2 separate regions of the Mus musculus genome follow, and region 1 is linked to region 2. A link is a loop called in an ENCODE intact Hi-C map of the cell type or tissue named here. Cell type or tissue: left cerebral cortex. All regions are shown on one strand. Links, peaks and the distances in the headings refer to the core of each region. The heading gives the core; the rest is flanking DNA. Region 1 has its middle 220 kb from the start of Gm9871. Region 2 has its middle 120 kb from the start of Gm9871.

Evidence for each region. A loop is a pair of places that touch in the nucleus more often than their neighbours do. Peaks named below come from ENCODE experiments on the same cell type or tissue, not always from the same donor. Only the 100,000 strongest peaks of a DNase experiment are listed, where the experiment ranks them.
Region 1: it touches region 2 in a loop (3-fold over the local background); 1 of 42 quality-filtered maps calls a loop at or near these places.

Annotation. Positions count from the first base shown.
Region 1 is chr6:101,992,131-101,997,520 of GRCm38, forward strand. No RefSeq gene overlaps it. Among named protein-coding and RNA genes, the nearest start is that of Gm9871, 220 kb to the left of the region's middle. In left cerebral cortex, for the core only: no CTCF peak of the experiment used is centred there; DNase peaks (open chromatin) are centred at 907 and 2,768.
Region 2 is chr6:101,888,808-101,894,197 of GRCm38, forward strand. No RefSeq gene overlaps it. Among named protein-coding and RNA genes, the nearest start is that of Gm9871, 120 kb to the left of the region's middle. In left cerebral cortex, for the core only: no CTCF peak of the experiment used is centred there; DNase peaks (open chromatin) are centred at 2,136, 2,907 and 3,155; H3K27ac peaks cover 787 bases.

The DNA of each region.
Region 1 (5,390 bases), core at 275-5,274, 100 kb after region 2:
GGAGTTCTGTCTCCATCTTCCAAGTCACTATGAGAACCCTAAGAGTTCAGAGATACACTATTGCACCCAGGGCTGCTTGTCTCTAGAGATTCAAGTTCAAGTACTTAGGCTTGCATGACAAATGTTTACCCACTGAGCCATCTTCTTAACCCTGAACATCTGATCTTTTTTACTTCAAGAAAAACTTATAAACTTTAGGAATTATGGAAGTAAAATAACTCGAAGAGAGGCATGATGACTAAATTTAAGTTAATAAAGTAAGAGTTCGTTTTTGAGGCAATCCTGACCCAAGCAGAGGGCATGTACATCTTGTGACTGTTGAGAAGGTTTGAAGTCAATGGAAGTAAAAAAATAGATAGACCAGACACAGGTTATTAGAATTATACAAAGCCAGGCCACCACAGTCTCAGGTTTAGTGTTCTTGCTTTAAGTATATTATTTTAGAATGGATGTATAGAATTTAAGAATCTTTAAGAGCTGAGGTGGAAGTATCACCATGGAGAAATTAATGTATTGTTAGTCTTCTAAATTTACTAGCCATTGATCCAAAGCAACATTATGAGCTATGTCTAAAGAGTGATTTGTGCTGATCTCCTATGAGCAACTTGAAAGTTTGGATGGGCATTATGATACATTCACACACACACACACACACCCCTCACTGACACCCAAATGGCTGTGTTCTAGATTCTGAAGACTTGTTAGAAAAATGACATAAACTTCTGGCTTCATGGTTCTTAAATTTAAGGAGTAGAGGAGACAAAAATAATATACAAATATTGATGTATACTGGGAGTTGTGTTATGGGGAAGCAAAATAGAACATGACAAAGGGGTTGGCAGTCTGCAAAGGAGCTCTACCGCTTTCATCCTAGTTGCAGAATAGGAGGTATTTGTGAAAAGCTTGGAGGCAGATGGAGAAGCAAGCCGTGCAGATATTTCAGGACAGATTGTTCTAGAGACAAGGAACAGCTGAAGCACACATTGCTCAGAAGTTAATATAAATTTAGGTCCAAAGAACAGTGAGGCATGGAAGGTTAAGGCTCAGATGAGGTCTGAGGGGAACAACATAGTGCCCTGTGGACTTCCATAAGTGCGTTATTGTCCATCTTTACAAGACCATTAGCCTCTCTTTCACAGGCAGGGAAAGTCCTTCCAAAATTCAGAATATAACAGGATCATAGGCTAAATACTTTTTAAACTTAGAAAACAGATATTCCAATATTCGAACATGCCCATGAGAAATGGGTTATTTGGGCAGGTATTTTTATTTTTATTTATTTTTATTTTTTTCCATTTTTTATTAGGTATTTAGCTCATTTACATTTCCAATGCTATACCAAAAGTCCCCCATACCCACCCACCCCCACTCTCCTACCCACCCACTCCCCCTTTTTGGCCCTGGCATTCCCCTGTACTGGGCCATATAAAGTTTGCATGTCCAATGGGCCTCTCTTTCCAGTGATGGCCAACTAGGCCATCTTTTGATACATATGCAGCTAGAGTCAAGAGCTCCGGGGTACTGGTTAGTTCATAATGTTGTTCCACCTATAGGGTTGCAGATCCCTTTAGCTCCTTGGCTACTTTCTCTAGCTCCTCCATTGGGAGCCCTGTGATCCATCCATTAGCTGACTGTGAGCATCCACTTCTGTGTTTGCTAGGCCCCGGCATAGTCTCACAAGAGACAGCTACATCTGGGTCCTTTCAATAAAATCTTGCTAGTGTATGCAATGGTGTCAGCGTTTGGATGCTGATTATGGGGTGGATCCCTGGATATGGCAGTCTCTACATGGTCCATCCTTTCATCCCAGCTCCAAACTTTGTCTCTGTAACTCCTTCCATGGGTGTTTTGTTCCCACTTCTAAGGAGGGGCATAGTGTCCACACTTCAGTCTTCATTTTTCTTGAGTTTCATGTGTTTAAGAAATTGTATCTTATATCTTGGGTATCGTAGGTTTTGAGAGAGAGAAACAATTGTTAGTTCCAATCTAACCAAATAATATGAATGAAATGTTCTTTAGATAGCTTCTTTCCACTCACCTGAAAGAGAATCTGTCTCTGCATTAGTGGCACCCTCTCTCTCTCTCTCCCCTCTTCCTAACACAGCTGCCACAAAGATTCTCTACTTTTTTCCAGATTTTTTTTCCTCAGTTCAATCACTTCATTTGACCAATGAGAAGCATTTCTTTTTTTCTGGTCCAAGCATCTATTTTCCAAAGTGGATCCACAAAAAAGGCTTGCTCATCACTCTGTATGATGAGCCTATAAAATGTTCATCCAAGGAAACAAATTTCCTAAAGCTGATTATGCTGCCAAAGAAAAGAAAATCCTGTGCATGTTGTTATTCTCTGTTGTCTAATACTTAAAAAGGATGATCTTAAATAAAATTTGCATCAGGTTTTGTGAGAGAAGGTAATTTAGGTCTTTGTTGAAGACATCTCCACCTCTTACTTCAGAAATAGATGATGTTTGGGAATCTGGGAATATCAGTAGAATGCTTGATACTAGGTGAAGGGAACACTTCATTTCTGCTTCTGAACCTAAAGCCAGAATATTCTTGAGTTATCTGTAATCTTAGCCATGCCTGGGATGAGTTAGGAAGCTCTTGTTATGGAGTACCTAGAGGGCATGTGATCTTGAAAATCTGCTTCTTCAATTTATTTAAGTAAATTAAAGTTGTGGACACAGAGAGGCATGTCACTGAGAAGGGAGCCAGAAGAGAAAGAGGTAGCTCTGAATGAAGGAGGGGACATATGAGGGGTGGAAGCCGGGCTTTGACATTTGCCTAATCCTTATCTATTTGAACAGAAAAGGAGGCCATAACATATGTCTCAGAAGCACCCACATGTTCCACCCTTGGAAAAAGTGATATCATAGGCAGGATTAACAAGCCCTCAGATCTACATTACAATAAAATCCAGGACTGCAATGCTTATGTTACCAGAGATTCCACTATCAAATCAGGATAGCAGAAAATAATAGACACACAGAGATGTCCCTATACACATTCATTCCAGAAATGCAACTGAAGTTTTCCATCCCTGTTATTCACACTTGAACATAGAATCTTGACTTCACATAAGACCAAATGCATTTATAATCTAATCTTAGCATGCATACATGAAAACCACACAGGTAGCAACTTGCCGCAGTAACACTCCAACTATGCATTAAAATAACATAGAGAAGTGTTTTTTTTTTTTTAATTTGACTGATTCAGGACATATCTCACCGTGCATATTTAAATTATTTATACCTTAGGAAATATATATCCCAAGAGATTACATTATGCAGCTAACCTCGAAGATCAGGAGCTTAAAGATAATAAGGATATTTACATTCAAAAGAGAATTGCTCTAAACTTTCATTATTATCCACCATTTGGTCTTTCCTCTCAACGAACATGTTAAAAAAATCACAGTGTATCCTAACCTACCTATAGTTAATGCTCAAATTTCTCAAGTTCTATTGATATTGATTTCAATTTGCAACAGAACTACAGTGGGCAGCAGGTCAGATAAGTCCAGGAAGGCTTCTGCTTCTCACCATCAGAAATGCAGTAGTGTTTGTTTTTAAATACTGTTAATAACTCAAGGTTATGCTTAGAATGGAATGATTTCCTCTCTCTTCTTTCTCAAATCATTACTCCACAGGGAAGATAAAGAATGTCAACTCTGCTCAACATTTCCAGGTGTGATTATTACACCTGTTTTGCAAGTTAGCTTCAGGAACTGAAAAGACTTTGATGGCAGGTGGTAACTTTTGTTGAATCAACAAGATTGACTGATCTCACTGTCGATGTTTGGTGTGTCAATCATCTGCACTCCACAATGGAAAACAGGGAAAGGAATTCTTTCCTTCCTTGGACTGCTACTCTGTGATAATAAGAACAGAGATAACCAGCTCCCTATAAGACCAGAGTCAATCTAAAATATCACATGTCCATTAGAGGAGAATAAGAAATGTCAGATTAGAAACAATTGGCTAATTTATAGTTAAGTTTATATATTAAAGAAGGGTAAAAAGACGAGAACCACCTTTATATTGAGAAACAGAAAGAGGTGTGTGTGTGTGTGTGTGTGTGTGTGTGTGTGTGTGTGTGTGTGTGTGTGTTTGGGGAAGGGGGCAGGATCCGGCTGGGAGGAGAGGGTTGAAGAAGCTGGGAGAAGTAGTATAGCAGGTCGGGGTACTGTAATCAGGATATATTATGTGGGGAAAAAAATCTAGTTTCAATAAAAGGTAAAGACTAGAAATAGCATTTCCTAAGATGCAGGAGCTTTCTTCCGTGTCACCTAGTTCATATCTCTGAGATCTTTTTAGTAACAACAATTTTCAGTAATCTTAGCTACAAGTAGTAGAAAACAACATCAAATGGGCTTAAACAGAAAAGATTAATTTATTGGTGCATGCCACTAAAATATGAGTTACTAGCTGCCTTTAGGGGGTGGTGGATCCAGATGATCTACTGATGCTGGAAGTGGTCCTCCTCCCATTCCTGGGCCCTGTTTTCAGATCATGCTACCTTAATCTTTAGTTACATTTACAACAGATGATGGTTGTGACGATTTAAAGTATGTTTCTTGCTGTAAATCTAATTACCTATCAGTTCCTAATCAATGGATTATGTCCCATAGCCACAATGATACTTCCTGGCAGGACCTAATCTTAGCACTTATCTGTTGTGCTTAGACAAGACTGACCCAAGTTATACTACATATACTTAGACATAAATTAGGGTGACAGTTTTCTAAAGGGTAATCAAAGGGTTAGCATTCGGTAAGAAAATAGGATGCTAGAGAGACAAAAACACTACTCTAAACAGAATCCTACCACAAGTGCCTTTAATATTGACACTCAATTTTATTCAGGAAGTGCAGAGCCAATGAGCCTACAGAATATTCTGTTCACCTTTGTGTTATGCCCTGGTAAAAGCTCCAAGCACATTATGTGCTGTGTCCTTTTCATTCTAAATGAACAATTTATATGATATTTGACAGAGTGAGTCCCGGGGGCAATATAATGCAGAAAGAAGAAAACTCTGGGAAAGCAGGGTAACTGTGGTCAGGAATGGCACTCACTCGGTTTCTTTTTTTTTTTTATTGTAAATTTGCTATATTGAGAAATATCTCCTTTGAATATGGCTCTGTGATAATGCATTATATATGCTCTGCATTTATCATTGATATGTAGATGACTAACCTTAGGGTTAAGTAATTCAAGCACGGACACTCAACTTTCTATGGAGAAATGTTCTTCATTGTTCCTCACCCCCCCTCGCCCCCAAATATAACACACACAGAATTGGATGAGTAAGCTCAACAGATCCTTTGTATCGTTATCATCACATATGACATGGTTTAACCCCAAGAAAACAGTGACATGCCTGAAACTG
Region 2 (5,390 bases), core at 138-5,137:
TTGCTGACAGGAGCCTGATACAGCTGTCTTCCAGGAGCCTCTGCCAGCATCTGACCAGTACAGATGTAGATGCTCTCAGCCAACCATCAGACTGAGCATGGGGTAGGGGACACCACTGGAAGAGTAAGGGGAAAGACTGAAGGAGCTGAAGGGGAATGCAACCCTGTAGGAAGAACAATATCAACCAACCAGAAACCCCCAGAGCTCCTGTAAGACTCCGGGAAACCTTAGCTTACTGGGGACCCCCTAAGTGAACCTCGTGGAGCCAGAATCAATGCAAAAACCAAGAGGAATTTATTGTTCCAGTGCACTGGGGTCATCTCAGACCTGAAGGAGAGGTGGCGACACCCCCGCCCCCTGCCCCAACCCCCCCCCCCCCAGCACCTCGGCAAGGTTTTTTGTTTTTGTTTTGTTTTTATATTAGATATTTTCTTCATTTACATTTCAAATGCTATACCCAAAGCCCCCTATACCTTCCCCTTGCCCTACTCCCCAACCCACCAATCCTGCTTCCTGACCCTGGCATTCCTCTCTAATGGGGCATATGATCTTCGCAAGACCAAGGGCCTCTCTTTCCTGGGGCAGAACAGAGCATCAGCAACTAGGCACAATGTGATTGGCAGAACAGTGTACCCTTTGATTGGTCTTTAGGGAATGAGGTGACAAGGACTTCCCTAGTTTGAAGGTGAGCAATGGTCAGTCCTGAGGAATATGTCCCCACCTGCAGGTTGGTTCCTGCCTGTGACCTGAGAAATGCTAATTAGCCTCTCCCTTCCAGAGTGGGTGTGGGGGGGGGTCGGGGGGAAGAGTGTTTAATGACCTTCTCAAAGTTCCTGAGCTGACCTTTTCACTCCCAAGGACTAAACCATCAACCAAAGAGGACACATGGAGGGACCCATGACTCTAGTATCATATGTTACAGAGGATTGCTTTATCTGGCATCAATGAGAGGGGAGGCCCTTGGTCCTGTGGAGGCTTGCTTGGTGCCTTAGTCTAGAGGGATGGCTCAGTGAGGTTGGAGTTGGTGGGTGGGTGGGAAGTACCCTCATAGAAGTAGTGGGGATGGGGGATGGCATGGGGGATTTGCAGAGGGGAAATTGGAAAGGGGAAACAACATTTGAAATGTAAATAAATAAAATAACCAATAAAATAAAGAATAACAAAAATTTACAAACATAACAAAAGAAAGAAAGAAAGAAAGAAAGAAAGAAAGAAAGAAAGAAAGAAAGCAAGCAAGCAAGCAAGCAGGCAGGCCCTATTAGCTCACCTACAGAATAAGGGAAACTGTCCTTTACCTGTTAAACTCAATGATTGTTTATTATAAATTTTAACTTAGTAATAAAAAAAGGACATGAGATTTTGAAGGGTAATTGTGAACTACTAATTGACCTGGCAAGCCTGGAATGTCCTAAACAAGATTTAGGGTTCTATAAGGGTCTATAATAATTGTTTCTCCTCCAACTTGAGCTTTTAATGTGTTTGGTCCCTGGCTTCCCATTAATACTCAGTGTTCAAGACTTACTTGGATAAGCTATGAAAAGCATAATTTAGGAAGAGTATGACCAACATTTAATGGTTAGTGTGATGGGAATTATGCTATTAAATATATATGTGCAACATCCAGGTATCACAAATCACCAAATAGAATACAACACAATTGAATAAGATGGGTAATTTTGTCCTTATTATATAGATGAGAGAACTGTGTACTCTGGGGGTTTGTAACTTGTCTGAGGTTGGGGAGCTCCTAATTATTGGAGTACAGTTAAGCACTCATGCTGACTACAAAGATATTCAAACTACTTTGCAAAGCTGCCTCTACTATTTTTTTAAAGACACTTCTGACTGCTCTTCCAAGATCTATTTCAAACTTAGCTAAAGAGAAAGAAAACAAAATAGTCAGTTTGTCTGGAAGTTACCTCTAAAATGAAATAATTAACTCTATTGAGTTTAATCAAACTCTATGGAGCTTAATGCAGAAATGGTTATGTTTTTCCCTTAAATATCTTCCCATATGTTCTCTTTCCTCTAGCATATGGTATTGCTGAATTTAAGATCATCTTCTTGTCCCTACTGAAAAGAAATTAAGCCTCTGGATGAATCTAAAGCCTGCCACATGGCTGCAAGTCCATTTTACTAAGATGTTGTTCCTGGTGTAGTCATCCATCCAAAACCTTAAAATCTATATTAATTGCTTCTGGGCTCTGAGTTCATCCCTTTGCCTGCTCTGACTTATGACTACCATTAGTAGACTTAATGTGATCATGGCACAGGCAGCCAAAATCCTGCCTATTAAAACACACACACACACACACAAAATAAAGTCATAGCAGGGACTGTGCAGAGGAAAGAAAGGCCCTTAAATATTATTGATGAGCTAATTAGCCAATTTTTACAAAGATGCCTGACAATTAATATACAATACAATATCATATAATATATTATATTCGTATGATTGTTTTGTTGGTAAGTGACAGCTGGGTGGTATGGAATGGACTTCTTTGTTGGTAGGGTGATAAATGGCTTAGGAATTATGAGAGCCTGGTGATTAAGGTGAAATATTATCTATCTATTTTTTCTATACTTAGAACACTCAAGGTGTTATGTGAAAGACTTTCCAGTTGAGATACAAAGCACATCTTCTTACCTCAGAAAGGGAGCCTACAACAGACCTCAAATATGGATACTGCCAAAGTCCAAGTGGGTGAACCAATTAGTTTTCTTGGGGGAATGTTGGTGATGGGTTACTTAAAGGAGCAGGAATGTATCAAAGAGAGATGAGCCATCAAAGCCAACCCCATCATGGGTGAAAACAAAAGTTGGGAACCTGAAGCACACTGAACAATGTGCAGGCAGATCAACAGATTGGAGAATTTCTTTCTTTGGGTGGGGATGGGGGTGAGGATGGGGACTCAGTTGGCTTGAGCCTTTTCCAGGTAGCTCAGTTGTCCTTTGTTTCTTCTAGGTTGGTCTGTGTTTATTTCAGGCAGTTGGGCTTCTCTGAGGGTTCCCTTTCATTGGTCTTTACAGTTTATTAACTCTTTGATAGGGAGGAGCCTTGTAAATCTAGTCAGTTTCAGGATTTTTTTTTAAAGCTATTTTGAGTTGCTTACTTTCTTTCTTAAGGAGCTTCCCTGCTGTATTTCATCTTCCTTTAGAACACTCTGTGTTTCATCCCCCTGCAAACATGTTTTAACAAGTTTCCCTCCAACATGAAATATCTCAATCTCAGAAAAAAACTGTTACACAACACAAGAAAAATAACTAACTAGATCAGTTTTTCATATATCTAGAGATACATAATGTAGGCAGAGTGTGAACTAGGTCTTCCATCTCTTTTTAAAATGTGCTTCATTGAATTTTATAGAAAATGAGAAAGAGATGAAATACTATGTCCTTTCTTCTTCTCCAATAATTCTGTTTTACATAGAATTTGTTTGTGTGCTCTATGTGGTAGAATCTAGGTTGGGAATGACTTTAGAAGTTAATATGAATACTAGTGTCAGTGGTTAATGACTACCACTGTATACTAGACACAGATGATTTTAAAGTACACCAACATGTTAAAGATTGTATGTATTACATGTGTATATACCTACATACATATAGAAATAGGACACAACATGGAAAATCAGGCAAAAATATCTAATCATGCAGTGGGACATACTTGGGTAATGTGAGGGATTTAATTTTTATCTTCAGGAGAGTTTCATGCGATGGATATTACTTTGTTCTGTGTTAATACCAATCCTTTCAGAGACCAGTGTGCTAGTGAGTGACAAAGCCAGGGTAAGAGTCTGAGATTTTAATGCCACCATCTATCATCTTTCACTCTATAAGAAGCTGCCTAGAAGGGCTCAAGGTAAACATGAATGGTGTACAAGACTTTGAAAGAGGGATCCAACTTTCAGAAAGAATGCCTGTATCAAACTAAATGATTAATTCAGATTCAAAGAAGGCTGTGGTTTTGACATGAGAAGATATAGTAAGGTCTGATTATGACCGGCATGCAATAATACATGTTTTGTGAACAAAGAGTGACATATTCTTACATGACTTCAGGAAAGACAGGACATATGCATGTGTGACACGGAAGATGAATATATAAAAAAGAAAGATTGTCATCTAACTCATTACATTTCACCTCCCTAGGGATGATATGAGCAGGTCTTACTACATTATGATCAGTGTCCAGATATGAAAATGGAATTAGATATAGTCACATCTGTGGTAAATAAGGGGAGGCAATTGCAAGCCCCAAAGATGTTTATCTGCATACCAGAGGAAGACATTCAGATTAGATCCTTACATCAGTGTTCAGAAGGATACAGTTCCCTGGTACCCTGATCTTGGAATTCTAATCAACAGGACAATTTTTAAATAAATTTCGGTTGCTAAATAAACCTGGTATACTTTAATTTAGTACAAGCAGTATATTGTGAAAATCTGCTGCCCAACTCTTCCAAGGTCCCAGCAGAAACAAACTAAGACTCTTCTATTATAGCTCAACACAACATTAGTATTTTCCAGCCATAATCTAGCCTTATCATTCACACTTGGTTCATTCGTCCATGAACAGTATTCAGTTTGCTTCCTTCATGAATGTTATCTTGGCATGTTAAAACATTCCTCAAGCCTCATCTTGAAATCCTCCTTATACCAAACAATGGACAAATCAAAGCACCTTCCTTTGTCTCTTTCTTTAAATAAATTTAATCACCCCTTTCCATGTCCATTTATCTTTACTTCATTCCAAGTGTTTCCTTTCCTTTCTTTCCTTTAAGATGCTATTTAAGATTGAACCCCTTCCTTCCATGGGTCTATTGTTTCCCCTTCTAAGAAGGATTCTGAGCTTCTGGGGCTAATATCCACTTATCAGTGAGTACATATCATGTGTGTTCTTTTGTGATTGGGTTACCTCATGGAAGGAGTTACAGAGACAAAGTTTGGAGCAGAGACTGAAGGAAAGACCATTCAGAGACTGCCCCACTTGGGGATCCATCCCATAAACAACCACCAAACCCAGACACTATGGCAGATGCCAACAAGAGCTTATCGACAGAAGCCTGATATAACTGTCTCCTGAGGGCCTCTGCCAGTGCCTGGAAAATACAGAAGTTGATGCTCACAATCATCCATTGGACGGATCACAAGGTCCCCAATGAAGGAGCTAGAGAAAGTACCCAAGGAGATAAAGGGTTTTGAAGCCCCATAGGAGGAACATCAATATGAATTAACCAGTACCCCCAGAGCTCCTTAGAACTAAAACACCAATCAAAGAAAACACATGGTGGAACTTGTGACTCTAGCTATATATGTAGCAGAGTATGGCCTAGTCGGTCATCAATTGGACGAGAGGCCCCTAGGTCCTGTGAAGGATCTATGCCACA